Linked DNA regions of Homo sapiens: all the other regions are linked to region 1. The links are chromatin loops, found by intact Hi-C in ENCODE. Cell type or tissue: heart left ventricle. All regions are shown on one strand. Links, peaks and the distances in the headings refer to the core of each region. The heading gives the core; the rest is flanking DNA.

The links. Peaks named below come from ENCODE experiments on the same cell type or tissue, not always from the same donor. Only the 100,000 strongest peaks of a DNase experiment are listed, where the experiment ranks them.
Region 2: it touches region 1 in a loop (2.1-fold over the local background); 3 of 110 quality-filtered maps call a loop at or near these places.
Region 3: it touches region 1 in a loop (5-fold over the local background); 4 of 110 quality-filtered maps call a loop at or near these places.
Region 4: a loop joins it to region 1, with 2.5 times the contacts of the local background. A loop is called at or near these places in 4 of 110 quality-filtered maps.

Annotation. Positions count from the first base shown.
Region 1 is chr9:13,859,002-13,867,183 of GRCh38, forward strand. All of the region lies in intron 7 of LOC101929507 (a long non-coding RNA gene), which reads right to left. Among named protein-coding and RNA genes, the nearest start is that of LINC00583, 65 kb to the right of the region's middle. In heart left ventricle, for the core only: no CTCF peak of the experiment used is centred there; a DNase peak (open chromatin) is centred at 4,300; H3K27ac peaks cover 1,435 bases.
Region 2 is chr9:13,961,338-13,969,519 of GRCh38, forward strand. All of the region lies in intron 4 of LOC101929507 (a long non-coding RNA gene), which reads right to left. Among named protein-coding and RNA genes, the nearest start is that of LINC00583, 37 kb to the left of the region's middle. In heart left ventricle, for the core only: no CTCF peak of the experiment used is centred there; no DNase peak of the experiment used is centred there.
Region 3 is chr9:13,920,701-13,928,882 of GRCh38, forward strand. All of the region lies in intron 6 of LOC101929507 (a long non-coding RNA gene), which reads right to left. LINC00583 (long intergenic non-protein coding RNA 583) reads left to right here and starts at 7,271. Exons shown (of 3, transcript NR_038194.1): 1 at 7,271-7,361. In heart left ventricle, for the core only: no CTCF peak of the experiment used is centred there; no DNase peak of the experiment used is centred there.
Region 4 is chr9:13,713,783-13,721,964 of GRCh38, forward strand. No RefSeq gene overlaps it. Among named protein-coding and RNA genes, the nearest start is that of LINC00583, 210 kb to the right of the region's middle. In heart left ventricle, for the core only: no CTCF peak of the experiment used is centred there; no DNase peak of the experiment used is centred there.

The sequences.
Region 1 (8,182 bases), core at 2,467-6,466:
CATTTCTCTTTTAATGGATATAATCCTATTTGAATTTTCCACTCGACTGCTCCAGTCTATATTTAATACATTGCTCTTTTGAGTTTCACTTTTGTTACCTGGGAATTTCTCTTTGCAAATTTTCTTTCCTTCACATCTGTATTAGATCCTGGTTCTGGTATATTTGTCTTTCTCGATTTACTCTTATCTTACTAGAAAACATCTTCCAGCAACTTGCTGAAAAAAAGTGCATTGGAATGAAAATTTTTGAGACCTCACATATCTGAGAATGCCTTTTGTCATTACATTAGACTTGTAATTGTTATGAGTAGAAGATTATGGATTGAAGATCACTTCCTTCAAAATTTCAAAGGCACCATTGTTATCTACTTTTCAACAAAGTTGTTGGGAAGCCAACTGCCATTCTCACAGTATCCTGAAAACCTGATCCATTTTATGTTTGAATCCTTTTTTTCGATTTTCTATTCTTGGAAGATTTTTTAAGCTTGTTTTTATTGTGAATGTCTTGGTGTCAGTACTCAGTGGGCCCCATTCATTTGAAGATATTTGTCCTTTGGTTCTCTTGTTTTGTTTCTTTGCTCATTTTTCTCTTACTTCTCTGCTTATTTTTTCATAATTTCTACTAGATCTATCCTCTAATTTCCTTATTCTCAGTCTCTTTTTGTCCGTCTATTTGTTTTATTTCTGAATAACATTATTATCCAAAGTTTAGTGATTTTTAAAATTTTAAGCTATTATATTTTTAATTCCTAAAAGTTCCAACTCATTCTCAGATTATCCTTTTTAAAAATACCGTGTTCCAGAGTTCAGATATCTCCTAGTTTTCTCAAAGATAAACTATGTATTTCTTTTTAAAATTTTTTCTTATGTTTGGAGATTTTTAAGAGATGGAGTTAGAAAGTTCCTTATTTCGAAATTTTGAAACCAGATGTCTTGAATCTGATTTTAAGAAATTTTACCTTAATTACAAATGGTTCCCAATCATTGTTCACTAATATAGTCACCTAAAAAGCTCAAGGACATCATTGGGCCTTATCTCAGATGTATCAAATCAGAAATCTCATAGGGGAAGATCCCGAAATCCGTTTTGTTTTGTTTGTGTCCCAGATGACTACAAGGCCAAGTTGGCAAATTGCTACATGGATATTTTGTTGTGTTCTTAACCCTTCTCATGTGATAGTGACTAAACCTTTTTATCTGTTTCTCACAGCAATATTCCCTCCAGACTAGCTTGTTCGCAATTTGGAACAGAAGGGAAGGATTGCAGGGATGTCAAAGGTCTATTGCATCACTTTGTTATTGAATGTACCCATGAAACTGCACGTCTCCTTTGCCTTACATTCTATTTGCCATAGGCCAGAAGTAAAGGTCTTCATCTAGTATGACTACATTTTATTTTTCTTTGTCCAGCGTCATCCAGTGCCACTCTTTTCCCTTTTATCCATAACGTTCCTTTGCACACGAATGAATATATATTCTGTATTCCAACCACAGCGATCGCCCTGCCTTCATTCTACCATAACGCATGGTATCATGTCTCCTTGTCTTTCCACATACTGCAACAATAAATAGATTACTATTCCTTGTGCTGCATCTTTCTAAAAAGTCCAGAATAATATGTGGGATAGATTAGGTGAAGGAGCTTCAATGTACATGGACCCCGTTTTCTGTTTGTTATATCCCCTCAACCCACACACACAGATCTCCAGCTTTGTTCATTCGGTTCTAATATGACACTCCCCAAAAATGTCCGCCTCTTTATCACAGTCACCTGGAGTTACAGCCGTTAAGAAAAACATGCTTGAAATCAATGTTTCTTATGAGAGACTAACGCTAATAAAACTGTACAACAACCAATTTTATTCTCTCCCCAGCCTTGCAACTGCTGGGGAAATTAAGACATTATAGTTATTAGTCTGATCTCGAAACTCCGTTATAAATAAAATGTGACAGCAGATTTAATTGTTGAGAATCAGATCCTTAGTTCCTTAGAACAATACTCTACCAGGAAATTTGCTGGAAAAACTAAGTGCTTTTATGGCAAATAGATCTGTCCTGCCTCCTTCTCATTGCAAACAGAGTCGAGTATGCATGTAACCTATTGTCAGCCCCTCACCCACTCACCAGGCAAAATTCCAGGGACATGAAGTCAAAGTTGTCATCCTATGATACACAACTGAATTACACTTTCCTTTGCCACACATAAAAGGGGGCAAAGGTGGAAAATAGGCTGGGCTTAGAAATAAAAAAGGACACTGTCATTTTGTAGGGAATTTGAGTTAAAATAGGGTCAAAATGAAATGACACTTTCAACGACCAATTCAGAGTCAATGAAAATACCAGATAGTGTTTGCAAAGCCACGGCCTCTTGAAAAGCATTCTAAGGAAATTGCTTAAAGTGTCTATATGTGCATAATTGTTTATTCTCAGAACTATGGGCCAGTTCTCTCTGAGCACATACTCAAATCACAGCACACAGTAACATATAGGCCTGGGGGCAGTCAAAAACAAAACATGCAGTTCTCTTTGTAGGTCAAATTCCAAAGCTAAGAACTTTGGGAATATGTCTAAATGTTCCCCCCCTTGAGAATAGAGGCCTTAGGAGGACATGGTCATATAACCTAGGGGTCATTTACAGAAATACCCCAGGACCCTGTAGGAGTTAAAAAGACCACCTAAGAGAGCCTTGAAGATGAAGTTTCCCATAAATGGGGGATTAATGAATTTGGAAGACAATGAAGTGCAAAGAGATGAGTCAACCTTTGAGCCATAACTTGAATAAAGGGGTAAACAATTATTAGGAAGTGAGCTCCAGATTGTTTGTCCACTTGGGTTCACCATCTCTGGTGCAGATGTGGCCCCTTCCCTAATGTGATTACTAACAGGTAATCCAGCACCAGGCAAGTGTGAGTTTCTGACAATTTGCAGAATTCTTACCAAGCAGGAACTAGAAATCACATGGGAATTTGAGTGAGACCTGGCTATTGAGGACCTAAATAAATCCTTATGGAATCAAATCAATAATATATATATGCGTATCTAAATTTTCATATTAATAATTAATTTGCCTATATTTGCAAATTGTATAACATAAGAAGCTATAAAATGTATATAAAAATTAGTGTTTATAACATTTGTAACACTGTCCCATTTAATCCTCACTTCCATGTAGTTCCATTTTACAGATGGGAAAGTTGAGGCCCAGGAAAGGTTAAAAGGAATGATCTGAGATCCCGTAGCTGAGACCTGAGATTCCAAATAAGTTTTTAATCTCAAAATCAAAGTGGTTTTTTTAATCAAGGAAGAAAAATTCTATTTGAACCAATTCTAAGTTTTTCCATGCTTTTTATTACTTATACCTTCACCTCACATCTTTTCACATGAAAATAATTTAACTATTTAAATAATTTAAGTATTTAGGGCTAAGGGAGACCATCCACATTCCCAAATATCACACTACTAACACTGTGTTAGAGCCATCTGCAAAAAAATGGCCAATGTTATGAACTGAGTCTTCATCTTTTACTGAATGTCAAGTGTTAAATTCCGTGAGAAGCGGCATCTTACAGAATGCACAGCATTTTCAGCATTTCCCCATTATGGATTCCAAGTCTCTGCATTAATGCAAACATAGGGTCTGATATCCTTTAATATTAAATCCCCACTCTAGCCATCTCTAACAGAAAGTGGCCTTTGGGTGCCTGCCTGAAATAAATGGGGCTGGACAGGCACATTGGTCTTTTCTGGCACCCCAGAAACCAGAGATATTCCTCCCACAGTGATTTTGTGTGCAGCACTGAGTGCATGAATCTTGGATGTTGTTTCAAAAGGAACCATGAGCCATTTATTCTTAGCCTGAAATTGGCAGGCTTTACATTTTGGAGAATTTTTAATAGGACTAGCAGAGGAACCAACATTAGGGATTATTTTCTCAGTGTGGGGTTAGATGTGTAATGCATATGTTTGCCCTGAGGACCCCAAGCCACATACTGTAAAACTCTGTTAAAATGCCTTTCTCTGCAACTATTAACATTTTCCTGTGCACATTGTTCATTTATAATAGTCCCAGCCAAAAGTTTAGAAAGCTATGTTCCCCCATAGACCATTATTTTTATGCTAATTAATTAGCAAAACCAATATCTCAGCTATGAGATTCCAAGCTCTAGCTACTCAGTTTGGCTGAAATCTGTTTTTCTAATTATTGACTACTTTCTGCTACTTTAAGTCCGCCACCTAAGTTCTTGGACAGAGCTAGCTTCTGGGAGCAGGGGATGTCTCCAATGGCAACACAGTTCCACACTGAGTGGTGGAGTGGGAGGGAGGGATTGCAGCTGTTGGAGTCACTGTGGATTTGGGAGGAAGTAAGAGGAAGAAAGAGAGGAGATTTGTAGGACAGACTTAAAAAGGAAAAGACTAAGATCTTTTGACAAAATTTCAGTGAGGTGCAATTCTCTAAAGTTGCTAATACACTTCAACACTCTTAAAGGGAACATAGTATTAAAAACATATACAACAAGGAGATAATGAGTTAGACTCATCTGGAAAATAATTCTGTGTATATATTCTTGTGTTCTTAGGCTCTTGATTCTTTGATTTTATTTCTGAATTCCTGGAGCTGACTATATTTTTATTTCCAATTTGACAGGAATTTAGGCAGATTGTTTTCTCATTATTTCCCATATTTACAATTTACATTGCCTGTCTGATTGCTTACATTTGGGCATACAGATATACAGATATGAATATACACACATATAAATAGATACAAATAGATATAATCTCTCATGGATTTTCTATCTGATTATGATGGTTTTTATAAGGGTAAGAGGGAACAGAGCAGCTACTAATACTCTGAGCATAAACCATGCCTCATGGGCTATGTGTTCCATCTCATTCTAACTTTATAACAACCAAAGAAGAAAGAGTGATTATCCCTAGGTAACAGATGAGAATAATGAAGACTAGAGAGGTTACATATGTGACTAAGGTCCTAGTATGTGGTAGAGATAAGACTTGAATACAGATTTGTCTAGAAGAACACTGAGGCTCTTTCTCCTAAAACATGTTTCTTGGAAAAAGACTTGCACAACACGTGTATGCCTGCAGTTTGTTCTTAAAAGGAAAGTTCTCCTTTTAATTCCTTATTATGAACATTTACTTTTAACTCCTAAGACCACTCTCTGAGTGTGTACAAATGTATCATTGTCATAAGACATTTTTACACCTGTCAAATGGGAAAGGTCATTTCTTAAGAGCAGCCAGCTGTAAGTCAGGGGTTTTAAAATTAAAGAAGGAATTATGGGGCGTGACAGGCAATAAAGAAGGGGATTGTGTGGGAGAAACAAAACAGTTTGAAAAAGAAGAATCAGAGACCAAAGTTATATTTGGGGGATAGGAGGCAGGGTTGGTGTTTGGTGGTTTGTTTCTTTTTTTGCTAAGGGCAATTTTTCTCAGGAATCTATCCCACCCTTCAATATTTGGTGCCTTTCTAGGCACACATTAAGATCAGCGATTCCCTAAGTTCACAATATAGCGCTACAGCAACTAATTCTCCAATAATCTGATAATTTACTCTGTTAGTAATAATAACCAGCAAGGACTAAAGAGCTTAACTCCTTATTTTCCTCACTTCCAGATGATTTCCTTAGCTTTCAATAGAACCTTGAATGCTTTTGTCAGGAAAAATAATTCAACTGGCACCCCTTGAGGAATCGTGGAGGAAATTTTGCCATCATTTGCATTTTGAGTATTTCCCGAATTTTAATTATCCGTGATTGAACCACTAGTATGATTTCACCATCTTATATTACAGGTTTAGTATGATATACTATTTTTTATATTGACCCCTACTTTTACTGATATAGTTTTGGTTCTATTTGTTTTTTAGATGATAGCTGAGTGGTTTATTGAATTGTCTCAGCTTGGAGGAGTAAAAACATGTTATTGTTTTATTTTTCTCGAATCATTGCCCCTGGTACTATGTCAAATCTCTCTAACCCCTGAAAAAAGTATTGAATCCCGTCTTGGGCAGATTTCAAAAATCTCTCAGGGGCTTTTGGTTATTAAAGTTGCAATTGTCCATTTTCAGTTTTTAGTTATGAGCCAGTATAAAATTTCTTTCTCTACTCCATTGAAACATATATATTCAACCACTGCAGCCCAGGTTACTGGCATCAGACTTGAAGAAGGAGAGGGCAAAATTGACTCTTACTCTTTTCCCTAATCCTTGACCTTGGAATGCAGGCTATCTTATCTGTTCCATCCTCCTCTCTACATTTTTAAGGCCCCATTCTGTAGACATCCTCTTGGAGTTAACAGTCTCTGTTCTCTGGTAGCTGTGAGTCTTTTTGTGCGGGCACCAAGCAACTCTAGGCTCAATCTCTTCCAAATATCTCCAGTTCTGTTCCCCATCAAAACACCATATGACGCCTGTAATCCCAGCACTTTGGGAGGCCGAGGCAGGCGGATCACGAGGTCAGGAGATCAAGACCATCCTGGCTAACACAGTGAAACCCCGTCTCTACTAAAAAATACAAAAAATTAGCCAGGCGTGGTGGCGGGTGCCTGTAGTCCCAGTTACTCAGGAGGCTGAGGGGGAGAATGGCGTGAACCTGGCAGGCGGAGGTTGCAGTGAGCCGAGATCGCGCCACTGCACTCCAGCCTAGGCAACAGAGCGAGACTCCATCTCAAAAAACAGAAACAAAAACAAAAACAAAAACAAAAAAAACATATGACATCCTTTATTTTAACACTTCAGTGGTTTTTAGTATATTCACTCTATTGTATAGTCATCACCACTATATGTTTTAAAAGAAAGTTTTATATCACAACTACAAACATTTTTTTAAAACGCATCATTTGCCCTAATTAGAAGGTAATAGAAGAAAATTACAATGAAAACAAAACTGTGTTATTCATTCTTTGTTACTAAATAGTGCTGCCCATTGAAGTCTTTGGGCTTGAGATATATTCTTATTGCTAAGGAGAGATGTCATTGAGGGCTACATTGATATTGAGCAAGTGAGATTTTCTCCATTCTTATGAATCATCAAAAAGATTAAAGGTGAAAAAATGTTTTTCAAACGTGATTTCATAATTGAATTACTCAATGTCAAGTCCACTTAAAAATCACCAAAGACATGTGTTGTACACTTGAGGAAAACATTGTGTTGGGTATTTCCTGCTGTGTTTAGAGATGGCCCTCCTTTTTCCAGGATCCCTATGCTTTCCTCATTTTCCTTAGCCCTTTTCATGTTTGGATCTCTACAGTTACACCATTCTAGCCATAGCAAATGGCACGTGGGGAATAATTAAGGAACCCAGCCAACAAACAGAACTGAGGCCCCAGACATAGGGCCCCAGTTGAGTTGTCCCAGCATTTCCAGCCATTCCCACCACCCCAGCCAAGATCCAGTAATTACGGAGCAGAGGCGAGTGACCAATTTCACCATTCCTTAATTATCGACCCACAAACTTGTAAGTATAGTAAAATGGTTATTGCTTCTTGGCACTGGATTTGGGGATGATTTATTATACAAAATTAGATACCAAAACCAAAAATTCATAGGGTGACTATTTACCCATGTTTTCCCAGAACAGTCCCAGTATACACCTGTCGTCCCAACATAATTATGATTAGTGCTGGTTTCATTCACCCTTTAAGGCATCCCAGTTTGGATGACAGTTATATGTTCACTCTTCTAATATGCCATGTTCTGTACTCAAATTATGGTCTTGCCAAATGTCTAGTCTTCTAGTATCTTAAAGTTTGCATAACAGAGAGCCGAATGTTGCTTGCTTCTGAATTTGGACCACCAGTTGTGACTGAGCATACATATTGCTCTCAAGAAAAATTCAGAATTCTTTAAGTTTGCCTGAAAGAAAATAGATGCTTAAAATATATATTTATAAAAAGATTTCTCAACCGGTGACACTGAAAAGACCACATACCAAAATGTTATTTACATTGTGGTACCTAGTAACAGAAGAAACAGGTGTAAAGGAGAGAAAACAAAATTTTGTTGCCATGTTTCAATTTTCATTGCCACACATTATTGAAAGAACCCAAAGCAATAGACACTATTTTCAAGACTATCAGGCAAACTACGTGTTCAAAGACAAAGAAGGAAAATGTTGTTCACGTTTACTAAAAGCTGTTCCTTCTTCATTGCATCTATATAGC
Region 2 (8,182 bases), core at 2,156-6,155, 100 kb after region 1:
TTAAAGTAACCCTAAAGCTCTAATTACTTCTTCGTTTACTTGATTGGTGATCAAATTCCCTTCTAGCCTTCTGGGGAGGTTACTAAGAAGCTATGACACAAACACCACCAGCTACCCACAATCTGTGTTTCCTTTGGTGACCAGTCAGCTTCTTTATATTGTCTTCTTAAGGCCCAAATAAGGGCAAGGATTAGAGGCCTCCTGGCCTCCCAGCTGCTGCTCTCATACTCCCTGTCCTCTGGATCTCACAGCTCTGGTGGTCCAGGAGCAAAGAGAGAAAAATCACAAAGATGAAATTCTTCCCTGAGTTGAGAATAATGAGAAAGGTGTTGTGTCAACAACACAAACAAGGAAAAGTTGCCCTGAATCCCATCATTTATGCCCCCTGAGATCATCTGTGTAGCTCACAGCATACAAAAAGACCTGATGTTGAGCTCAGTTCCTGCCTTTGATGACACACAAATAGAAGTCAATTTTACACATTCACTGATTCTCCACATATTTATTGACAGTCTAGGGTAGGCTGGGTACTAAGATGGTTAAGATCCAATACTCATGCTTGAGTTCTGAGTTTAGACTGCTCTATGCCTTGGTTTCTTCCAGCCGGAAACAATAACTCTATACCCCACTTCTCCCCAGAGGTGCCACTCAGATTTCTGAGATATGAAAAATGTGGGAAGGAAAGTTCCTGCAAAGCCCCAATCCTTAGAAAAGCAAACTTCGCCGCCACAGTACACAGCACACACTCCAGAGTCGCCCATTGCCAACAGGCCAGCCAAGACACAGACTCCACCGGAGCGCTGGTGTCTCCAACTAATGGCCCGCTTTCATTCCTCTCTTCCCTGAACACTTTTAAACTTTTTTCTGGAGTCAACCCAAACTCAGCAGAGTTTCCAGATCTGTGGAAGTACAGCATGCAAGCAGCCCATTTCCTGACAATGCTGCAAAGCTTCAGGGAACACATTTTGTTATTTCCACATTTATGAGTCAAGCTGAAGCCCTGAACCTGACTCCTGACCAGGCTGTCCCCCACCTGGGAATGCTGCAAAGCTGAGGGGGGAAGGAAAATGGCACTGAACATGCACAGAGAAGTTAATAAAAATAAATGTTCCAATGGCTGCCTAGACAAAAACATTGGCATCCAAGGGGTCTCTAAAAGGGACTGAGGTGTGAAGATCATTTTCTGAGCCCTATTCAGGTTCTTCCCATGATAACTTGTTCTGGTGTGATTGCAAAGAAAGCAAAGTTTCAGGAAATGTGGCTCAAACTAAATGACACATTCTCTAAATGAACCTTTTCTTTCTTAAAGCAACCTGAAAAATGAAGCAAAGGGACTATACATTATTTCATCAATAATAAAAATGTTTAAGCACTTAATATGCACACAGCATCATGCTAGGCACTGTGAATGGTACAAAGAGAAATGTAACCATTGAACAAATTATTTTCAAATACCTACAAGGTGTCAGACATTGTATTAGCTATCGGAAATGAAAACACAGGTAACGCATGGCTCTAGCCCATTCTGCAATTTTTAATCAGTTTTAAAGCAACAATGGGAAAAAGAAAACTGGTCATGCTGACTGCTGGTATTTAGGAATAAGGAGAAGTTCTTAGATCTACTATACTTTTTCCATTTTCTTGAGAAATAATGTTGATTGGTTGAGGTGGTTTGTCAAGAAAAGAAAGTCGTCTTTTAGTTGATAAGGTAATTAGGAAGGAAGGAGTCCACTCCACTTCCAAGCTGTAACTAAAATTTTCAGTGGAGGAAAACAAATTTATAAAGATGAGTCAAAACCAAAACTGAACACTGATAGAGTGCTGGTTCCTACTGAACTTCACTGCAACAATACAGCTGATGCTGTCAGTAAGGATGGTGCTGCCTCATATTGCAAGTTGGTGTTTGTTATAGATATGTAATGCAATGTCAAGTAGGACTTTTCTTGTTGCACTGACATTTACCTAAGACCCAATCTGAGCACCTGACAGTAAATTTATCACATTCTAATTTCAAGGAAATTCCCTAAGAGTTATTGAGAGGCACCAGAGCAGAGCCAGCCCTGCCAACAGCCACCTCTCTCTCCTCCCACTCTGGTTCCTATGAAAAGACGACTGAGAAGTGAGAAGTGTGGGACTTCCCACTCAGAAGTGGGAGTGCAGCATTACTCTATGCAGTTAGTTCCTCCCTTCTTCATTGCAAAAGGGTTGTGCAGTGCTACATTTTAGTGCGAAAGAAACCCCTTGCAGGAAGCTGTAAGACAGTGAATGGCTGAAGGGCAAGAGCTATTATGGTATATAGGAAAATAAGCTGGAATCAGAGTTCCCCAGTCAGGAAACTGTGGAGTGAGAAGCTTCTACAGAGACTCTTGAAGAACCACATAGGCAACCCACAACAGAAGGAACACTTAAGATATCTGCAACGCAGCCGGGTGCAGTGGCTCACGCCTGTAATCCTAACACTTTGGGAGGCCGAGGCGGGCGGACCACCTGAGGTCGGGAATTCAAGACCATCCTGACCAACATGGGGAAACCCTATCTCTACTAAAAATACAAAATTAGCCAGGCGTGGTGGCGCATGCTACTCGGGAGGCTGAGGCAGGAGAATTGCTTGAACCCAGGAGGCTGAGGTTGCGGTGAGCCGATATCGCGCCATTACACTGCAGCCTGGGCGACAGAGCGAGACTCCGTCTCAGAAAAAAAAAAAAAAAAAAAAGATACCTGCAACACAGAGAGGCCATTAATGGATACCATAATCACCCAGCGCCTTCCCACCTCCCACTTGGACAAGAGGGGAAGAACACAGAAGAGAAAGAGGTAAGATGATCTTATAATTTGTTGTGCATACCAAGACAAATGGTGAGAGTTGCTATTAATAACTACACCAGGACAACAGGCATAAACTGGAACTATCCCTGGAAAAGTGGCTGGGCGCAGTGGCTCATGCCTGTAATCCTAGCACTTGGGGAGGCCGAGGTGGGTGGATCACCTGAGGTCAGGAGATAGAGACCAGCCTGGCCGACATGGTGAAAACCCATCTCTACTAAAAATACAAAAGTTAGCTGGGCATGGTGGCGGGCACCTGTAATCCCAGCTACTCGGGAGGCTGAGGCAGGAGAATCCCTTGAACCAGGGAGGCGGAGGTTGCAGTGGGCCGAGATCGTGCCACTGCACTCCAGCCCAGGTGACAAGAGCAGAACTCTGTCTCAAGAAAAAGAAAGAAAGAAAGAAAGAAATACACAAAATACACAGTAAAAACACACAAACAGTAAATGAAGTTCAAAATCCATCCTTCTCTGCTTCTCAATGGGGGATCTGGAGTGAGCGACTTAACCTCTCTGAGCATCAGTTTCCATGTCTGTAAAACAAGAATCATATAATTGCCTTAGAGAGTTGTGAAGTGATATAAAAGCATCTAGAGAGATGCTTGACAACAAGGGCTAATTGTGTTGTGGTCAACAAAGGCTAGTCTTCAGTTTCCCTCTCCTCTACTCTGCCATCATAACACTCCAGAGTTCTCTGGAGAAAGAATGAGATGTGCTTAACAGACAAGACATAGCACAATGAACATTAATTTCTTTCCTACTGACCCAGATGCTGAGCTGCTGTGCAGCTGGACTCTTGACAGTGCCCAAACTCTGTGCCATTTCATGTCCATTTTTTGCTTTCCTACATGGTCTAAGACCTTTGAACCAAACTCATTGTGAATGTGTTTGTGTGTGTGTGCACACGTGCACACACACACACATTAGGGGCAGAGGAAGGAGAAAGTTCTAGGACCCCAAAAATTATACCCCCCCCCCCAATGCTCACACCCCCGCCCAACTCAGAAAAGAAAACAGGTGAAAATGATTTAATCTCAGGAATGGTAAGAATTAGTTCTTGTGGGGTTCAAGCAAAAGGAAATTCATATATGCTTTCTTTCTCCAACAAAATCTCAGGCACAGGCAAAATGGATTTAAAATAAAATCAGGTTGAGTATATAAAGAAAAAAAAAGGTAAGCAAACAAACAAGGCACAACGTTCAATCAGAGAACTATGTAGGGAAGAAGTAAATCCACCTTCCTCGTGTGGGAGATAGGAGTGGGTATTTATGACCACATAGTAATGAATGAGTCTAAACTCCTCTCTTGCATCCATGTGATTTCTTTAGACATTTCCCAGTAGAATATATTTGATATTGTGCAGTGGCCATTCACCTTCTCACCCAATAACACGTGTTGAGCAACCTCCATGTGCCAGACACTATACCAGGTGTTTTACATATTTTGGCACATTACAGTACATATATGGCATTGTAGGGCACAAGAGAGAAAATGGTTGACTGCATCAAGGTAGGATTTGAAGCAGAAGCAAATCCTAAAAGAAAGACCATTATAGTATTAAAAGGTGAGAAAACTTGGATTAATGTCTCTAAATTTTATGAGAAAAATGACACTGCCCAATTCATGCTCCTTCTTATTTTAAGGGTGTCACGGGTATTAGCAGGTTAAGGTATATTACTGTAGCAAATATTTGATGACCAAAATGGGACAATATTATCTGCTTCTGCATGTGCTTGTTTCTCTATAGCAGAAATGGGGCATAATAATAGGTGATTATGCGATGCTCTGCAGAACCCCACTTGGGCCTTGAGTAATGCCCATTCAGATAAGAAAATTGAGACCCAAAGAGGTTAAGTAATGCTAGCACAAAGCACTCTGAGATGAGATACAAAACCAGCCTCTTCTATTAATTCCCAAAACCTACTCCACTGGGAAGGTTGGTAAAAGTGTGGGGACATTATGGTCATCAAAACTGAAGCTGGGGATTACTATTGGCATTTAGTGAGCCAGGGCCAAGAAGGTCAAAACTCACGTTATGCACAAACATGCCCACATATCAAAGAAGAGAGATTCAAGGGAGAAGAAGTGTATGTGTTGCTCAAATGCCAACAATATACCAGATGAAGCAATAGGGGCATCATATATAATTAACTTAATATTTAAAACAACATGTGAACTCTTTCATTAAAAATGTCAAGAGCTCCCTGCTGAAATATTTTTCTGAGTTTTAATCAGCGTCCATGATCAGACTCTTTCCAATGGACTAGGCATGTCTGTCTCTCAAATTGATTTCACAGGACATTTTAATTTTTTAAAAAGTATTTAAGGGGAATCGTCTACTTTCACCATCATTTCATAAAACAACAAATGCTGAAACATCAAACAAGCAAGAAGAACATAATCTCAGGAAAAAAGACAGTCAGTATGGAATGCATTTAGTGTTATGAAAAGCTCACTCAGTTGTTCCAGTTCTTCTCATTCTACCACAGGGCACCAACAACCTCACCATGGGCTGCATCCAACCTGTGGATCAGCTTTGGTGACCACTGACCTAAACGTCTTGGGCAATTTGCTCTTGGCAAAACCACTTTTTAAAGAGTGGGGCCAAAAAGTCAAAGACTGAGCTATGGCTCAGGCAAAACAGGAAGATCCAAAACCAGTGACCCAGAGCAAAAGAAAGGGAGTTGAGAAGGAATGACAAAAGGCAAAAAGAAAGTAGCCATCTTTGAGAAAAGGGTATCTGAGGTTTCCTAGAGCTTTCCTCTGCTTTTTAATAGGATTAGTAGAATCAGAAACCCTTCTTTTGGAAAATCCATGCCTCAGGAGTACCATTTTCTTTTTTCTACACTTTGTCAGAAGCCTAAAGTCCTTCCTCTCACAGTCTTTCGTGATTTCCATTGGTTGGTTTTTTTCTTCCTTTTCTATTAGCCCTTTTGTTCCTCCCTCTTTCCCCAACATAATGGCAATGTTTTCTTGGCCATTTTGTGGTAATCTTCTGGCTCAGCAGTAGCTTCTTACAAGTCTGCAGTTTAGTGAGAGGTAGAACAGAGGTTACTAGCCACAGAATGGAAAGTTCACAGGCTTGGGAGTAAGTGGAGGAGGCTGGTTTTTCCTCCCAGCTGAGAATGCTTCATGGTAGCATTACTTAACCTCTTTGATCCTGAGCTTTCTTATCTGCAAGATGTGTTTAGCATTACCTCATCCATTGCAATGAATACTAAATAAGACTATAGATATTCAGCATAACTTGCATTCAATAAATGTTAGCTGCTTCTTCACCTCCCTTTTCCCTGTCTTCTACATTGTTCACAATCGTTCTGTCATTTGCCTGTGTGACAGGTCTTTCCCAGTCTTTCAATTGATTCTTCTGTCATTTTATACTCACTGTGACTGAAGACAAGCAGGCTACAATCCAAAGACTCACCCAAGACCCTCCATCTGTATGATTTTCAAGCACAGCTAACAACTCACAGTCTGCTTCCTCTCGCCTCTCAGATATTTTCCCACATGAAAGGTCCTCAGCTTCATCTCAACATACTAAATGATTGTTGTCAACGGTCCATTCAACCACAAGCCTCAGCTGACGTTGTCTCAATATGATTTTGTCTGGATTGACTTGTTGGGATTGTTTTTGTTTGGTTTGGTTTTTGTTTGGTTTTGCTTTCTTTTGGATATTGGATAAAACCTCATTTAAAAGAAATATCTATTAATTCAACCGAAGGGAACTAACTCTTCTTTCTGCCTATATTTCTTCTAATAAGAAGAAGTAAATGTATACACAGTTCTTATGGAGGGGAAGTAAATCTTGGCAGTTAGCCAGACTATATGAGTTTCAATTCCAGCTCCACCTATGTTACTATGGGAATTACTCAATTTCTCTCTGCCTCAGTTTTCCTGTCCATATTATAGTGATAATAATAGTATTTGACTTATGGAGTCACTATAAGGAATCAAAAGCTAATACAAGTGAAATGTTTAAGACATCACCTGACACGTGGCAGTGCTCCAAAATTATCACTATTATTAATCAGTAGCTTTTCAACAAACAATTAGTGAGTACCCACTAAGTCTTAGGCATAGTCCTAGAGACTATAAAAGATTAAAAATGGATCACCTCCTCTTCTTAGCTTTCAGAGATCTTATAACTGGGAAATAAGAGAACTTATTGAAGTTGAAGGCTATTTATTAGCTTACAAAGCACTTCTCACAGTCATGTGGTATAATTACTATCCTCATTTTTTGCAAGGAGCAAATTAGGTGCCCTGACCTGTGGCACTTAGCAAAAATGCATCACGCCAACACTGTTTCCAGGATATTTTACTCCAGAGACCCATGCTATTTAACTTCTAGAACATCAAGGCTCACAAGATGTATCAGAGAGTATCTCACATTTTTTTTTAAGAATTTACTTAGCTCCTAATAATTCAAGTAAAGCCATAGGACTTATGCAGATAGTATCTCTGTCTCCAATTAAGAGGGTCTAAGTAGGCCAGGGCATTCTCCCACTTCAGGAAGGAGTACCTGGAAACATGAACATTGCTCTTTCTGGAGCCACTAGAAAAAGCCCTCCTTGCCCACTCTCAGTGTGAAACTGCAATCAGCTTTCTAAGGGAGCTTTAAAAGTTTCAGATCAATATTAATATTGAATAATTGAGCCTTTACATGATTTCTCTCTATGGGAACACATACATGTATCTATGATGACAAAAGAAAACACCACTGATAAAACAGACAAGATCCATGGGCTGCTTCTTTTGGTGTCTCCAACAAATGTTTTTACCACCCTAGTAACTCTTGCATCTAGCACAGTGCCTGGAGCATAGGAAATGTTCAATACATAGTTGCTGAATTAATGAATGAATGACGGTGTTCTATACAAACTATTTAAAAAGGCTTTGAAAGTCAGTTTTTGACATTTATTAAAATGAGAGACATGGTGAACTTTTAAGAATCTTCGTGGAATTGCAATGGTTAATTTTAAACTTTCTTTTCTTTTTGTAACTGCGAACAGAGAAGAAGCATGGTACAACTGAGAGAACACTGGAATAGGTGTTGGAAAACCTAGTCTTCAAGCCCTAAAACTGGGTTATTTTGTGACATGGAGCACGTTAAGTTATCCTCTCAGGGTCTTGGTTTTCAGTTTTGTAAAGTGCGAAGAGCTGCAGTAGGTTACTTCAGCAATCCTTGCCTGTGCATTTCAAAATACCATAACTTTTATATGTGTATAACCTGAAAAATCGGGATGAAAAGTATTTGATGAAAGTGAGCAATAGGCAAATGATGTCCCATGTGCACCTCCATCCTTTTAAGGGCTCCTTCCCTTATGGAGTTGCCCTTCCTACCTGAGGTCCTTGCCCATC
Region 3 (8,182 bases), core at 2,216-6,215, 61 kb after region 1:
AAGAAAGACCAAGAATATTAGCCAAGTAAAGATAAGAGACTGCCAAGGAAAAGTAATATCCAGTAAAAGTACAGAGGGAAAAAAAACAGTATTTTACTTTTCCTTCCCATATTGAAATTTTTATAGAACTTTAAAAAGCATGTTGGAAGAAATTTACTTTTCTTTCCTTAATTATATAATTCTGGAAAGACACAGTCACTGTCAGCAATATCTGGAAGTATTGCATTAGAAAAGTCCATACTAGAAATTTTGAAAGAAAGTTTTAAAATGTCTGGAGAGTTTAGCTGTGGATACAGAAAGAAAAGATCATTTTAGCTCCAATGCTAAATTATTTTTCAACCTATCATGTTATCAACTGTGTATATAAAAGATAATATGAACCAAACAAGTTAAATGACATGTTCACATTTCTGTGCTCATTGACCTTTCAAGAATTTTGTAAAAAATATTGTAAGGATAATTCTTGATTGCTCTAATTCTCCCACTAATATTTAATATCATCAACCAAATAGTTCATGGTCCTGTCTTCCCATGCATGTAATTGTCTATTTCTATGTGGACACGAATTAGTATAGACTGATTGTTTTATTGTTCACATCAACAATGTTAACCAAACATGTTTGAAATGCTGGCCCTAAACTAAACACAAATTTCAACACAGCCACACTAATCAAGCCTGACTACATGAATTATGCAAAATATAAAACTGAAACATGCTTTTATATTAAATAACTAAAGTTCACTCTCTGTCTATAACCAATAGTATCAACAGAGTAAACCTGAAAATAATCATAAATGTTTCATGTAGTTTTAATCTTGGGAGAAGCAAGAGAAGTTTCCACATGGCTATCATAAAATAAATGTCAACAACATATGGGCAAATGAGACCAGACCCAGTATATGTGTAATTCTCTTTATTAGCAAAAATTAACCTAGGTTAGATCTCTTAGGTTAAGTGGTAGTAAGAGCTGGTAAAAGCAGTAACAGAAAACAGGCATAGAAAAGTAGAAGAATAAAAATGGGAACAAATCAAGAAAAGTCCTGCAGAGAGTGTGATTTAGAAGGCTAATATTTTCTCAACAGCAAAACAGATTATAATCTTGACAAATTTTCTGTTGTATTTTTTAGCATCTTTTATTAGAACATCAAAATTTTTAAAATAAATTTATTCACTAATATGTTATCTCATAAAAAATATTGAATACTGTCATCTCTCTTTCATAATAGAAAAAAACTTACATGTGGAGATTTCTGTGAGCATCTACCCTAGACCTGAGTCTAAATAAAGGAGAACAAAACAAAAAACCAAAATAAAAAAATCTCAGTCTTGAGACAGTTATTTTTTATTAAGTGACCATATAAACACATCTGACTTACGTTTTTTGTTGGTAGCATCAAGCAAATTCCCTGTACATCTTTTTCTTCAAAATACTCTTTGATCTAAGAACAAATTTAAATAGTATTGAAACTAGTATTATTACAGATACAAGGCATTCTTCCTTGGTTTCTGTGATTCTTTTTAGTATTGCTGAATAAACATTAGTAATGTCTATGTCTTGAGGAAGCTGAATTTGAATAGAAAATTACTAGCTTTATTATAATCACTTACAGACTTTTAAATTATGCTGTCAATATTTTCAATAATACATTTCACTTGTTTTAAATGTTTGGTTAGATAACCACCTCCTTTCTCCTCTTGCTCCAGCTACTCCTAATTCAATATAATCATTGAATAGGGTATCATGGTTCCTCCCAAACAGGCAAGAATTAAAGTCACAATCCTTAGGCAAAGACTCATTATTACTGGCTTGTTGGAATTAATCACATTTAAGGCAGCCATTTAACCTGATAACCTTCAACCTAATTGTCTCAATCATTCTATTCTCTTCATACCATAGCTACTTTCCCCAAAACTGCTACAAATCTGAACTGATGACCCAAGTTCTGTCTGTTGGCTGGCATCCACGGCTATTTCTATGCAAAGAAAACACCATGGGGTCATTTCACTACATTTATACTTAGGTGGTTCCAAGAGAAAAGTTTCCCCTCAATACAACTTCACCAGCAAAATATACCTGACGTAGTTTAGTACTGATATAATTGGCAAGGAAATTAAATATCTTTACACGTGTTAGTAAAACTACATTTTTTCCAGTTTGACTTCTCCATTTATACCTTAAAAAAGGAAAGACCCTGGAGTTTCCCTTGAACTGTACATTTTAGGTGTCTTGTATTAGATACTATTAAGGGAAGAATAACTGATATAAGAATTCTTAAGAATTAAACTTACATATTTTGGCAGAAAGGATCTGGACTTAGTGTCTAAAGCCTTAAGGTTGAGCTCTTTTCACTAACAGACCCATGCTGGGCTTCAATTTCTACACTTTTTGAGTAGTTTGAACCAGATGTCTCTGAAATTCCCTCCAACATCCTAAGCTCATTTAAGACTTTTGATGTGATGTAATGATTTATTTTTTTAAAGGTAGATGATCATAAACTCCTCCCTTGAGCCCCACTTTTCAGAGAACTTTCTTTATATAGGTAACTCCTATCAATCATTAAGGGAACAAAGAGATACAGTGTACATAGAACAATTGATATTCCAAAACTTTTTATTCTGATTTTGAAAGGCAATTGGAGACATAACTCTCCTGTAAAGATCCAGGTTGTAAAACAAAGTATATTATAGTCTTTATAGAGCTCTTATAAACTGTTCTTCCTCTCCCTTGGACTGCACAATTGATGACAATCTGAGATCTAGCAAAGTGCCGGGGCATGTTACTGAAAAACCAGGGTTTCGGTCTAGGTCCTGCTGCTCACCGCACAGAAAACCAATCACTAAGATGACAAGTATTGCCAAGGAAGAAGACTTTAATCGGGTGCTGCAGCCAAGGAGATGGGAGTTTGGTCTCAAATCCATCTCCCTGACTGACTAAAACTAGGGGTTTATATAGCAGGGAAGACATGGTTCAAAAGCAGTCATAGACTCCTCCACATGCAATTCCATGAACTAACACAGATAAGCACACACATTAAAAAATGCAATAAAAACAGGCACCAGAACCAAGCAAATCCTCACACTGGAATGGGTGCATTTATTTTTCACAGTTATTGTTAATTCCATATGAGTTGTTTGTGTATTCAGAATACTTGTTAAATTCAAAAAGAAAGAGGCCCTCAGACCAGGATTAGCAGTCAATGGAGTATAATGGCAATGAGATAGTATGGAAGTTGAAATTTGAAATTCTGCTGCAAAATGGTCCTGGAAAGCATTCAAGCAATTATCCAGCTAAACCAAAAAGAAAAAGAATTTCTACCATACAATTAAAAATAAAGGCAATGTTGAGGTAAATGGTCCAGATTGCCTTTCATATTGATTAAATTGCCTTCATGAATATGAAACTCTGCTTTGTCCACAGCCAAAGACTAATAAAATCACAGGATGTCAGAAGAGAAGGAACTATATAGATCAACTTATTCCATCACACCATTCTGTAGATAAGAAACCTGAGAGTAGTGTTTAAAGGATTTTAAGATGTAGAACAGAACCCAACTAGAACCTAAGTCTTAGAACCTTCTAGCTAGTTCATTCCAATTTACACAACATGAGTTAACTAATAGCTCATAAGGAAGAAAGATTAACATTAAGGGAAGAAAAGTTACGTTGAAAAACAAAAGAAGGAAAATATGGTTGTTTCATTTATATAGTTTGTTATCACTTTGAAACCATTATGTTAAATACACTTAATACAAAGTTTTAGAAAGTTTTATAATGCCACAAAGAAGAAATGCCGTATGCTGAATATGTTCTAAAAATGCTAATCTCTAAATACAGACTTCTTGAGGATTTGTTTTTCTGTGTTGATTGATATTTTATATCCATTCTTTAAAAACCAACTGGCAAGAAACACAAAATCTTTAATGTCTGGAATTCTGATTTTTATATTTTAGTAACATTTATTATAAATATTCAATTAAAATAATTGTCTTTATTTAAAACTATATCTTTAGAACAGCTGTAAATAAGTAGACAAACCACGACACCTTTTTTTCTTTTTTTTTTTGAGACGGAGTCTCGCTCTGTTGCCCAGGCTGGAGTGTAGTGGGCACAGTCTCGGCTCACTGCAAGCTCCCCAGGCTCACGCCATTCTCCTACCTCAGCCTCCCGAGTAGCTGGGACTACAGGCGCCCGCCACCATGCCCGGCTAATTTTTTTTTTTTTTTTTTTTGTATTTTTAGTAGAGACGGGGTTTCACTGTATTACCCAGAATGGTCTCGATCTCCTGACCTCATGATCTGCCTGCCTCGGCCTCCCAAAGTGCTGGGATTACAGGCGTGAGCCACAGCATCCAGCCCAAGGCACCTATTTTTAACTCACCCTAATTAAATGTCCCAAACTCCCTAATGCATTTAAAGAGAGTATAGAGAAAGTGAGCAAATGAGTGTGATTGTATATGTGACCTCTAAACTTTGAATAATGCATCCTCAGATGTTTGATAATGCCTATTATGGTCCTAAATGCTAAATGCACTTAAAAAGGAAAAATAAGACTGTCTGAAGAATAATTGTTATGCCCAAATACTGTTAAAAATTTTAAAGTTGATGTTGCCCAGGAAGATACCAAGGAGAGTCGAGCCCTCCACCCGGCTCACCCCAGTGTAGGTGTTCTTATCACACTTGTCTATGGATCTTCAACGAGGAAAGGAGGGGACATGGGATCTTCCACTACCAAATCTGGAAAGCTCTTCAACATTATAGTCATCACGCCTATTTTACAAGGAAGAGAACATTCACAATTTCGTATCTAATGACAAATAGCTCAGTGGCTAAGATCGAAGCCTTCCACCTCCCAGGACACATTCAACCTTTTCTCAATATATCTCATTCTCATATTTTAAAAATATAAAGTCTTATAAGTTGGGCAGTACTTTTCCAATAAAGTCAAATTTTTAAATTTTTTTATTTCATAGAAAATCTGAGAAAATCAAACACAAAATGTTTTTGTAAAATATACTTTCATGTCATAAGTTTAACATAAAAATCTAATCTGATTAATGATACCTCGCTACATTTGTCATACTGAGGCTAAAGCCTTGGACTTTACATAGAAAAGTTGTAAATGTGGATATTTAAAGGAAATGTCTCTTCACTCTTTAAAATATCTTATTTTAACTAGAATTCAACCAAGGACTCACTGGAGCAGTTAATGGAATATACTGTACTTTATTTCCATAATCGAAGCTTTTTTCTTACCGAGGTTTCCATCTCTGTTCCTCTCCTTTGGTTCTGTTCCTTAGTTTATTCCCTTCAATAACTCCCTCGCTCAGTTATAAGATTTTTTTCTCTATCATCCAACTCCATATCTTTCTACCTCCTTGTCTTCCCATTTTATTGTTGTAAACAACCTTACGAAGAACATTTTCATCTTCCAAGGACCCTTCCAACAATCAAATCTTCCTCTTTTGTGGGAATGCTGCCAAACCACTATCAAATCTTAACGTGTTGCTCATCCAAGTTCCTGCCTAGTGCCACCTGTGATCCCTTCACAATTTCTTCCCTGAACAGAAGCTACTACTTCCCATGCAAACTGCCTCCAGCCTGGACAAGCAACAACTGAACCAACAAACCAACCCAAACCTGTGTCTGTTTATAGAGCTACGACATCAGCCATGTCAGGAAATGGAGAGTCAGAAAACAATCTCGGTTATTGACTTACAGTAGGTGCTTGACAGGACTGTTTCTGAGTACCCAAAAGGTATCAAGCACACAGTCCTGACAACAACTCTGTAAATAGAAATTTTCTCCATGTCACAGTTGAGGAAACTGAGGCCCAGAGGTCCTTGGAGTGTAATTTTGGCCAGTCTCTGTATTATTTTTATTTATTTATTTATTTATTTATTTATTTATTTATTTTTTGAGATGGAGTCTTGCTCTGTCACCCATGCTGGAGTGCAGTGGCATGATCTCAGCTCACTACAACCTGTGTCTCCTGGGTTCAAGCGATTCTCCTGCCTCAGCCTCCCAAGTAGCTGGGATTACAGGCACCTGCCACCATGCCCAGCTAATTTTTGTATTTTTAATAGAGATGGGGTTTTCCCATGTTGCCCAGGCTGCTCTCAAACTCCTGAACTCAACTGATCCACCCACCTCAGCCTCCCAAAGTGCTGGGATTATAGGTGTGAGCCACCACACCTGTCCTGGCCAGTCTCTTTAAATGGAGTTAGCCCACCACTGAAAATTATGAAAGAGTTGTATAGCATTTCACTTTAATGTCTCCACAAGCCATGTTAGTCAGGACCGCCTCCTGCCATCCACAAGGACACTCTGCCCCTCCTCCTCCTGTCTCCTCTCTGATTCTCCGACCTCCACTCCACATATTCACCAAGGGCTCTCTTGTATATTAACCTTTTCTCACTAGACCACTTGAGACATTCTTTCATAGGAAAGTGATACCATTATTCATGCCCCACCTTTTAAAGATAGATTAGCTGAGAAATCATGAAACTGGCCTTGCTTTCAACTAATCAGTGTTGAAACTGGAATTAAAACCCATTGAGATGAATGGAACACACAAGCTAACACTGAAACTTCGTATTCTTTCAACTACTCCATGGGACAGTTATTCGCATCAGTTCCTTTTTATATCACACAGAAATTTCCTTTTGAGGTTTTCTTTAAAGAAATTAAGAGCCATAGCAATTACTATGTTAAGAATTAGAGTAATAATAAATAGCTATCATTTTATGTAGTAAGTATCAAGCATGAGCTATGTGTCTTACAAATATCTCATTTAATCCTCATAAAAATTATTATGTAGGTACTTCTGTTATATGTCACTTAACGATGGGATATGTTCCGAAAAATGTGTCCTTAGGTGTTTCATTGTGTGAACGTCATAGAGTGTATCTTCACAAACTAGATGGTATACCCTCCTACACACCTAGACTATATGGTATAGCCTATTGGTCCTAGGCTACAAACCTATACAGCCTGTTACTGTACTGAGTACTATAGGCAATTGTAACCATAAGTAAGTATGCGTATATCCAAACATAGAAAAAGTACAGAAAAAAATGCCATATTATAATCTTAAGAAACCACTGTCATATATTTGAACTGTCATTGACCAGAATGCCATTAATTGATGTATGACTGTATTATTTTTATATTATGAATGACTATTTTTTTGCCTTTATTTTCTTAAGTATATAAACTTCACTATTAAAGAAGTGTAACTCTGACAAGATCTCTTTGAAGGCAACATGCAGAATCTCAAAAGGCCACATGTAGAATATTCAAAAAGTGTTGAAGTTTCAAAAATCTTCTAATATTTTAAATGCCTAATAGACATAAAACAAAAGGTAAGTGGAATTTAAAACATATTCAATTTGGGGACAATTCTTTTGAACAATTATATATAATACTTTGATTTTTTCACTGTCATAAAAAATGTCAACTATCTACCATAAATGTGCAGGTAAACTGGCTGAAGGAGAAGTTTGTATTCTGCATTTATTACCAGATGAGTTCAATTTCTGTCCTCCCTAAAATCATGGTTATCAACCTTAAGTTTTAAAAACAGAACACGGACTTTATGAAAACAAAATATTTGAATGAGCATTAAAAACATTGTTCATATTTATACATCCACAACTCACATTGCCTTAAATATAGATTAGATTATACTAAGGGCTCACCTTACAGCTGTTTCAACACAGGCCTAGTGAAATGTGTTATTGTGAGTAAAGGGGATGGGTAGAGGTTTTAATACTGACAATCAAAATTGAGACTGACATAGTCACCAAGTAAAGAACATGCCATAATTTAAAATTAGTCAATGAATAATTTTTTTAATTATTGAAAATACAATGGGCTACGAAGATACATGCTTGATATATTTCCAGTCTAAATGCATAGCATGACGTCTTTGGCTGAACCACTTAAAACTGCCATGTTAAAGATCAAAACGATCACTTCTCCGCCTTTTGGCTAAGATCAAGTGAAGACTGAAACATATTAAATACTATATTTATAAAAATAAATTAATGAACAAATAAACACAGAGTGGAGAAGGAAAAACCTCTTCCTTACAGTACAATGCCAATCAACAAAAGTAAACAGAATGATGGAGTTAGAAAATCCCCAATGAATGCGTGAACGTTTGAGGAGGATTAGGATATTT
Region 4 (8,182 bases), core at 1,540-5,539, 150 kb before region 1:
CTTCATTTGAGTGGGAAAATCTACACAAAACAAAAAGATCTAACACAAAACAGACTTTATGCCTGCAAGAGAAGTCTTCCTGTCTTCTTCAACTACTGTCTTCCTATTGTAACCATAATTGGTTCAAGTTTTCCCCATAGACAAATATGTTGCTAAGTTATACAACAGAAAATGGAAAATGACTATTAGATTTTATTTTCCACAAGATAAGAAGATAAACTGATAGTGTAAAGGATCAAGTAGGATTAAAAAGTCTTTAAAAAATTGATTTAGCTTGTGATTTACTTGATAAGATCATAGTATTTGATGGTACAAGTGTCATCCAGAGGTGGCTTTCCACATTTTCTCTCTCTCATGCCCATGGCTTATCTGCCATATAATTCTTTTTTCTACGAGGCTGACAGTTCCTTAGAATTCTTCATACAGCTCTATGGGTGGCTCCTAATAACTATCTGAAGTAGGTATATGAAATAAAAATGCTTTGCCATTCTTAATCTAGAAACCCTAAAACCAGGTAATACAATAACCCTGGCATCTTAAATGACTCAGTGTAGATATGTTAACATGTACATTCTCCTTAATTGATGTTTTTAGAGCTACTTAAGAATAGAAGACAATAAAAAGCAGTGATAGGGAGGTATAGGAAGGGACAAACTGGAAACGCCTGAGACCCTATTAGAGGTTGTTACAACTGCATTCTAAACAGCAGCTAAATTAGATCAGATATCTTGGAAATAATGTACAACAATCATAGTTGAGAGAAAAGTAAGCTAGTATTTAGAAAAACAAAAAAAGTGAAATTTATTTAGCTGATTGAATGTAAAGACTTTCTTATTTCAGAATTTTAAGTAAAAAAAAGTATAATTTTTAAGTTAAACATAATATTTTCAAAAAACAAGATATGTAAATCAGTTCAATTAATTCAGATGACAAAACAGAGCATTGGGGAAATAACAAATTTTCTAGAGAAATGTCTTAAAACAACAGTGTTCCAAATAATTTATGTATATAATTCACTCTCAAGGAAGTGGAGCATAGCTTCCCTCTCCTTTAGAGTAGGCTGTGCTTTGTTACTTCTTTCTAAAGTGTACAGTATAAGAAGAGGAGGAGGGATAACTTTGCAGGAGGGAAAGCTGACACACACATGCTACTTCAGGCAGGTGATCAAGGTCAACATCAACAGTGGTAAGCCATATTGACAGTGTGAACCCTTGATAGGAAGTGATAAGATTGGCACTTGACCTCTGTGGTCTTCCTCCCAATACTCATAACCAAATTCTAGTCATGAGAAACACATCAAACACATTAATATTGAGGGACATCCTACAAAAAACCTTACTGATACTCCTTAATACTCAACTCAAGGTCATCCAGAACATGGAAAGTATGAGAAACTGTTTCCAGAAGACATGAAACTGGTACAAGGAAACAGAACAACTAAATGCAATGGTTAGGATCCTGGGTCATAAAAAGGTCATTAGGTAAAAACTAGGGAAATCTAAATAAAGTATAGTTTTTAATGAAAAATAAATGTATCAATACTGCTCGACTGTGAGAAAGTAACATACAAATTTTCTTTACTGTCTTTACAATTTTTACATAAATCTAGAACTATTTTAAAATAAAATTTTCCTAAAAAAGAAAGAAATAAACAAGAAGCCCTTTTGTTGGCAATGTAAACCTCACAGCCGTGCTTGGGAATGACAACCTTGGAGATATAAATCACTGGAACACCTCAATACAGACTGGTGTAGGCTTTCCCTTTTGGAAGTCTTTAAAGAAATAAGCTATTTCTCTCTAGGAATTCCTTAGTGTACTGCTGTCTTAAGATGGATAGGTTGGAATCCAAAAGCTCTGATGCCCTCTGGCTCCACTGTTTTATGAGTCTGTAATTTAGTTAATGATATTGGATATCAATTACCTATGGGTAAACATAATTTCCATTCATATTAACATTCTCACAGAGGCCTAATTTCTTTCAGACCTGTGTTGAATCATGCATTCATGTGATAATAGTATAAAAAGCTTTATTCTCATCAAGCTATTCTAAATGTTTTACTGTCTCCAACTGTACGAAGGAGTCAGGCTTGTTTAGCATGTGTTGCTTTCCAGATAATTTTATAATGACTGTTCCTTAGCACTTAGTTATCTTCCATGTGCTAGCAAATTAATATTAATGTTTACACTAAGTTCTCCTGATTCCCTCCTCTCCCCGCTCCCCACCCCCCCCCACCAAAAACGTGCAGGTAAGAGGGAATGTACAGACATGATGGAAGAATCTGCACATTTACTCTTATATAAATCTTTTTCCCCATAATTATAGGAGGTCCAGTGCTTATATACACTTGTCTCTAGAGTAACATTCTTTTGTTTAAGTCTCTAAACAAGATTAGAAAAGTGGAAAGGAAATCACATATCTCTTTTGTAGCCATAAATGAAACACTGGAACTAAGCCATAAAAAATACCAAGGCAATTTTTTTATTTTGTTTTGTTTTGCTTTGTTTTGTTTTGCTTTGTTTTGTTTGTATCTGGGACTTAATCCATTTTCTCCTCCATCACAACCTCTATACTTATTCTGTCCCACATTCTTCCCTCCCTCAGCAAGTATGTATGTGTGTATATATATATATATATATATTTTTTTTTTTAAATCATAGTTAGCTTTCATCTTCTGTGCCTTGTTCAAGCAAAAGCCCGTAAAGTTCCTTTAAGGCAAGCTGCTCCTGGGGAAAAGTCATGCTTCATACCTTCATTAGAGTGTTGAACACGCCTTGAACGCTTAATAAACTTCAGACAGTAAGATCAGTATAATTTGTATAAGGAGCAAGTAGATGAACCACGGAAGGATTTGGCTAACTGCAGTAAACTGGAGGTCCCCAAGGTCCCCAAATTTCTCTCTCTGTTTTCTCTGACCACTGTTAAATTTCCTTGAGTGGACTGGCCAGGCTGAATTGCAAGGTTGTAAATGAATCCCTTCCTTCCCCTTGAACTTGTTAAGCTCTCCCGGCTTCTCCCACTTTGTCTGGCAGGCTGCTCCACATCTTAATGACTTTTTGCAAGAAACAGAACCTCCTAATATCTAACACTCTGCCCTGTCATCTGCTGTTAGGCAAGCTTGCTTCTGAAGCTAATGACTTGAGGTTTCTCTTTCTTACTCTTTCTCTTTTGATTAAGTTTCCAGCCCATAGTGGAAAAGGAGAGGATATGATGAAGGGAGCGAGAAAAGTGAAGAGAGGACAGGGTGGGGGGCGGGAGGAGAGAGAGACAGAGAGAAGAGAAATGCTATAAATATGGGCCAGTACCTAATTATAATTCGAGACACTGGCAATTTAATAAAAACAACTCCTCCAGAATGCAGCCATAAGGAAAGAGTTTCCACAATCTGTTCATCTGCATAATTAGTGATTCAGGACCTGGGAACAGTTGGAACATTGCTGAGGAAGGCCCAGGTCACATTATTGATAACATAAATAACAAAGATACAGATTTCCCCAAACTACAAACATCAGAATGTAACGAACAACAACCTAATAGGAGCACAGAAAACAAACAGAAAGCAGATAAACTCTGGAGCCGGGCAGGCACAAGACTGGAGTCAAGCACATCATTCATCAGTCTAAATACCCTCAGGTTTCTTGGAGTCACCTAAAAACAAGAAAATGGGAAATCCTCATTGGTGATGCTTTCTGCAAGGATGTGAGCCTACAGCTGTGAATATGCATGTTCCACGAGGCAGACACAGTCTTTATGCTTTACACATGGGAACATAATTCGTCTTGAAAAAAAATTTGCATTGCTAAAGTTAGTTATTTAATGGCACAGGGGAGACCTGGCAAGTGAGTGCTAGAGACATGGTTTTCAGTTTAGAACTCAGCTGAATTCTATATAAGAGACTGATAAGTATATTTAATTCCTTTAAACATGTGTTAATTACATGCCCCCTTTATAAAATGATGTGCATTCTTATTGGCAATTTGAGAAGGGCTATCAGAACCACAAGAGCAGGAATCCTCTGTTTTTTATTCTGTATTTCCAGCTCTCACCATGGAGCTGAGAAGACAGGACATGCAGTTCACATTTGTTGACAGGCTGCCAAGAGAAAAATGCAGCAAATTAAAAATAAGAGGAGGTTAAGAATCACTCAAACTTTAGCTACCCAAATACAATCATTGGTGTTCAAGTCTAGGGCATAAACTTTATGCTGATGGAGATACAATTTCCAAATACTTCAAACCAAGTATCAGCTACATGGAAGTTGTAGATACACAGACTATTCAAGATTTAAGAGTTGCAGCTTAATCAGGCTAAGGTGTGTGTGTGCACATACACTATAAGCCCTGGCAAATTTGAATGCTTTGTGTCTTCAGTCAGTGTGAGACCTTCCTCACCGTGTGAACAAAGAACTGTCTTTGAGCCCAAACAGATGGGTGACAGCAGAAGAGACAAGGAAAGAATTTTCCACGCATATACCTCCGCCATGCATGACTGTCCCTAGGGTAAATATGTGAATAGTTTCAACTTTTAACAATAGAAAGGAAAATAGTAATACTTTTTAAAAAGTATATGTGGCTTTGTGCTTTCAGGCTTTAAAAACCACACACATACCTGCGGTTTTGAAATATCCTTAAGACACCAAAGGGGATGATCCTGTCTGACTGGGTGAATGAAATAAAAGAAAGACTGTCCTTTCAGTGGGAAATTAACCTATTCAAGCAGGGCTGTAATAATTGCACATTTGGTTGTTGAAGAATAGAAGGCCTTTAAAGTCTAAACTTGCCATTATCTAAAAATGGAAAACAATCAGAGGAATTTGCACATTTTAAATTAAGTATCCTAACATTAACCCATGAATACATATATGCATTCCATTAGTTTATTTAGCAAATACTTCTTGAGTTCTCATGATGTGTCATATACTCCTCTAAGCTCTGAAGTTACCAGTAAACGAAGACAAAAACTTCTCACTTCTTGTTTTACCGAAGTCCCTGTGAGTAACACAGGCAGTTGCCCCACTAGATCTTGCATTCCTGAAGAAAGTTTTTGGATCTGCAATATGACTCCCTTGATTTGAAAATCCAAAAACTTTACCTTTAACTGCCAACCGGTTCAGTACAATTGAATGAACTCTTGCAGCTGGCGCGAAGTGAGGCATGGAAAGCCTCAAAGGAATAGGGTGTCCAAAAGTTGAGCCTTTGTAGAACTATAGACAGTGGGGTAAGGTTAGATGCCACAGATACCTACAAATTATATCTGTTATTACAGAAGAATTTGAATCTTACAAGCCAAGGTCAGTATACCTTAGAAAACTCTATCTTTGCACTATTTTGATGGGTCAAAGAAGATGACCCAAAGCAGTAATTCCTAGAGTTAAATATTTCATAGATGGATACAATTAAAACACAACAACAAAACAACTAAAAAAGACTGCCCCAGGAGTGCCAACTTTTAATTTCAAAGAAGGACATTAAAAGAAATTTAAGTATTTTTAAAAGTAGAAAAAAACACCAGAATAAATTATAATTGCTTCTAGGAAGAGTTGGCATTTATAACCAACACACACTAGCTGTGTATAGGAATAGGCTGAATTATGCTGTTGTAAAAATTGCCACCACTCTTGCCCCAGTCTCTTTAGCTTAAAACAGTATGCTACATGTTTTTCATGGGTAGACAGGAGTGGTCACCCCTTGGAGATTGTGACTGTCAAAGCAGCCATCTCCAATGTGGCTGACCACTGTGCCAGGGGGAAAGAGAGCTCTGGATACTCCTGAATCAGCAGTTAATGCTCCAGTGCAGAAGCAATATACATGACTTCTTGCATGATTCATCGGCTGGAACTAGTCACATGGTCCAATCCAATTACAAGAAGGCCAGAAAGTGCAAACTTACCATGTGCCAGGTGAGCCAGGAATATCTGACAAGCAGCATACATTTGACAGGCAACACTGATGAGTGCCACAGCTGTAGATGATACTGTTCTTATTTTCTTATTTCAGTATGGACTAATGAAAATGTGGTCACATCCTTTTACAGATTTAAGTCTAAATTTGAGAACAACCCATGTTAGAAGGAAGAATATTTGCAGGCCAAATATAATTCTCTCTGGAAATTGAGAACTTTCTTGGAAGCATGTGCAAATTATCACTAGATGACCAATAATAAGGAGATTGCTAGGGGGTCTGACCCGTATGATCAAAGGTAAACAACCCTGAGAACTCAGATGCTGAGAGCAAGAGCAGCAGGAAGGGCACTGAAATGCAAAGCCTGCCCCAGTAGCAAAGTCTCTTGCACTCAAACTGAAAGACAATTTTCTTTAGCTGCCAACAACATCATGCTTTATAACCCGCTCCTAATCCACCCCCTCAAGGATGATTATTTCAGTGTTAACTCTCTGCACCCAAGCATCTGAACAGGTCTGAGTCAGCCCAGCAAAACCCAGCAACATTATTGTTGACCCTAAAGGTTGCATAAGAAATTTTTTTAAAGCATAGTTTCCTATGCTGTATGCTCATGCGGTCATGGTTCTTTTGCTCTGTGTTGTTGCTTTTATCGTTGTTAATACATGTGGCAAAACCAACCCTCAAAATTAAGTTAAATCTCTTTGCTCAGCTATTCTATTGAGCTGTGAGGCAGGGAAGTCTTACGCTGTTTTATGGAAATTCTGATTTTCAAAGTAATAAACAAATCTCAAAGGAACCAGAAAAGAGCGATTGGACCGATGCCACACACTCTGTGTGGGCTCAAGATACTGTACTTGATGATGGCAAATTTTCTTTTCAAAAACACCCCCAAACAAAGCTTAAGTTCCAGAAATGTTTTCTGTGCCAGACTTGTAGTAAATTTTCCTTGGAGGGCCTAATGCAAGATGAAGGACAAATGGAACTAAGATAGACTTGGTACCCAAGTGAGGGAATAAGAGAGTTCAAACAAATGTGCAACTAGGTTCAAGCCTTTGATTCTGTAATTCAAGTAAATAATCAATTTAGTGGGGAAGAGGGGAAGGTCAGTATCACCATATAATATAACACATATGAAATAAGATAAATTAACTTAAAAAAATTTATGATAAAATACTGTCTGAATGATTTAAAATAAAATGTATATCTCTCTCCTTCCTTACTTATCCCCAGGAATCCCACATTCTTCTTCTAAATGTAAAGTTAATGGTTTCTAATGTATCCTTTAGAAAAATGGTGGTACTTATCCTAATGTGTATATTTATACACATTTTTTCACCTACCCAGCTGGGATCTACTATATACTATATAGTCTTTTGTATTTTAATTGTTCAGGAGTCATCTTAGCATCATACAAATGCAGCCTGGGTAGATTTTTCTTCTCTGTTGTAATTTTTAAAATAATAGTTTGCTTTCCCTTTAATTTCATTGAGAAACTGCTCATGTAGCAACTCATGCATCTTGTATAGTACCTTGCACTGGAAAAAAAAATCTGTTGCATTGAAATATTTCAGGATTAAATATTAGCTATGAATGAATGGGGTTATCATCTTCTCCTCAAATAAATAACTAAAGCACTAAACAAATACTTTTAAACAATAAACTTGGCTTTGTGTCTGGCCCAAAGGGCTGTCAGATAACCTTCTCTTACAGAGCAAAACTCCCCAGACTGTGTTTATGTCATTCAAAGCTTCCTTGGATACCCGAGGAAAAAAAGTAAATTGAATGGAAATCATGGAAACCAGAAGTTACCTCTTCATCAGATTTTTTTCTGAAGTTTAGTCAAAATTAGAAAGAGTAACACAGTGAGAAGAGCACCTAGGGAGTGGTTCCTCCAGCAAACCCAACTGTCACAGCTCAGTGCACAGGGACATTGCATTGCAGAGAGATTAGGAAATTTAACTCAGCTGTTTTGCAGATTAATCTATTTATTGCTGAGGTGGATTATAAGAATGCACACAGGAATGAATGCAATGAAAATGACTAAAAGGAAAGGGAAATAGCTATTTATTGGACACCTACTTCGTGTCAGATACTACTCAGCTCCTTACTTAATGTTTCTCATTAATAAAGTTTCCAAGGAAGTAGTCTTCCCTCCAAAATAGGTAGGTAGGTAACAGGTAGATCACTACTTCACAGGAAAAAAAAAAAAGAAGTCCCTTATCCAAGTCACACAGTCAACAATGCTTTGGACAGGAAATCAAATATAAGGCTCTGACTACAAAGA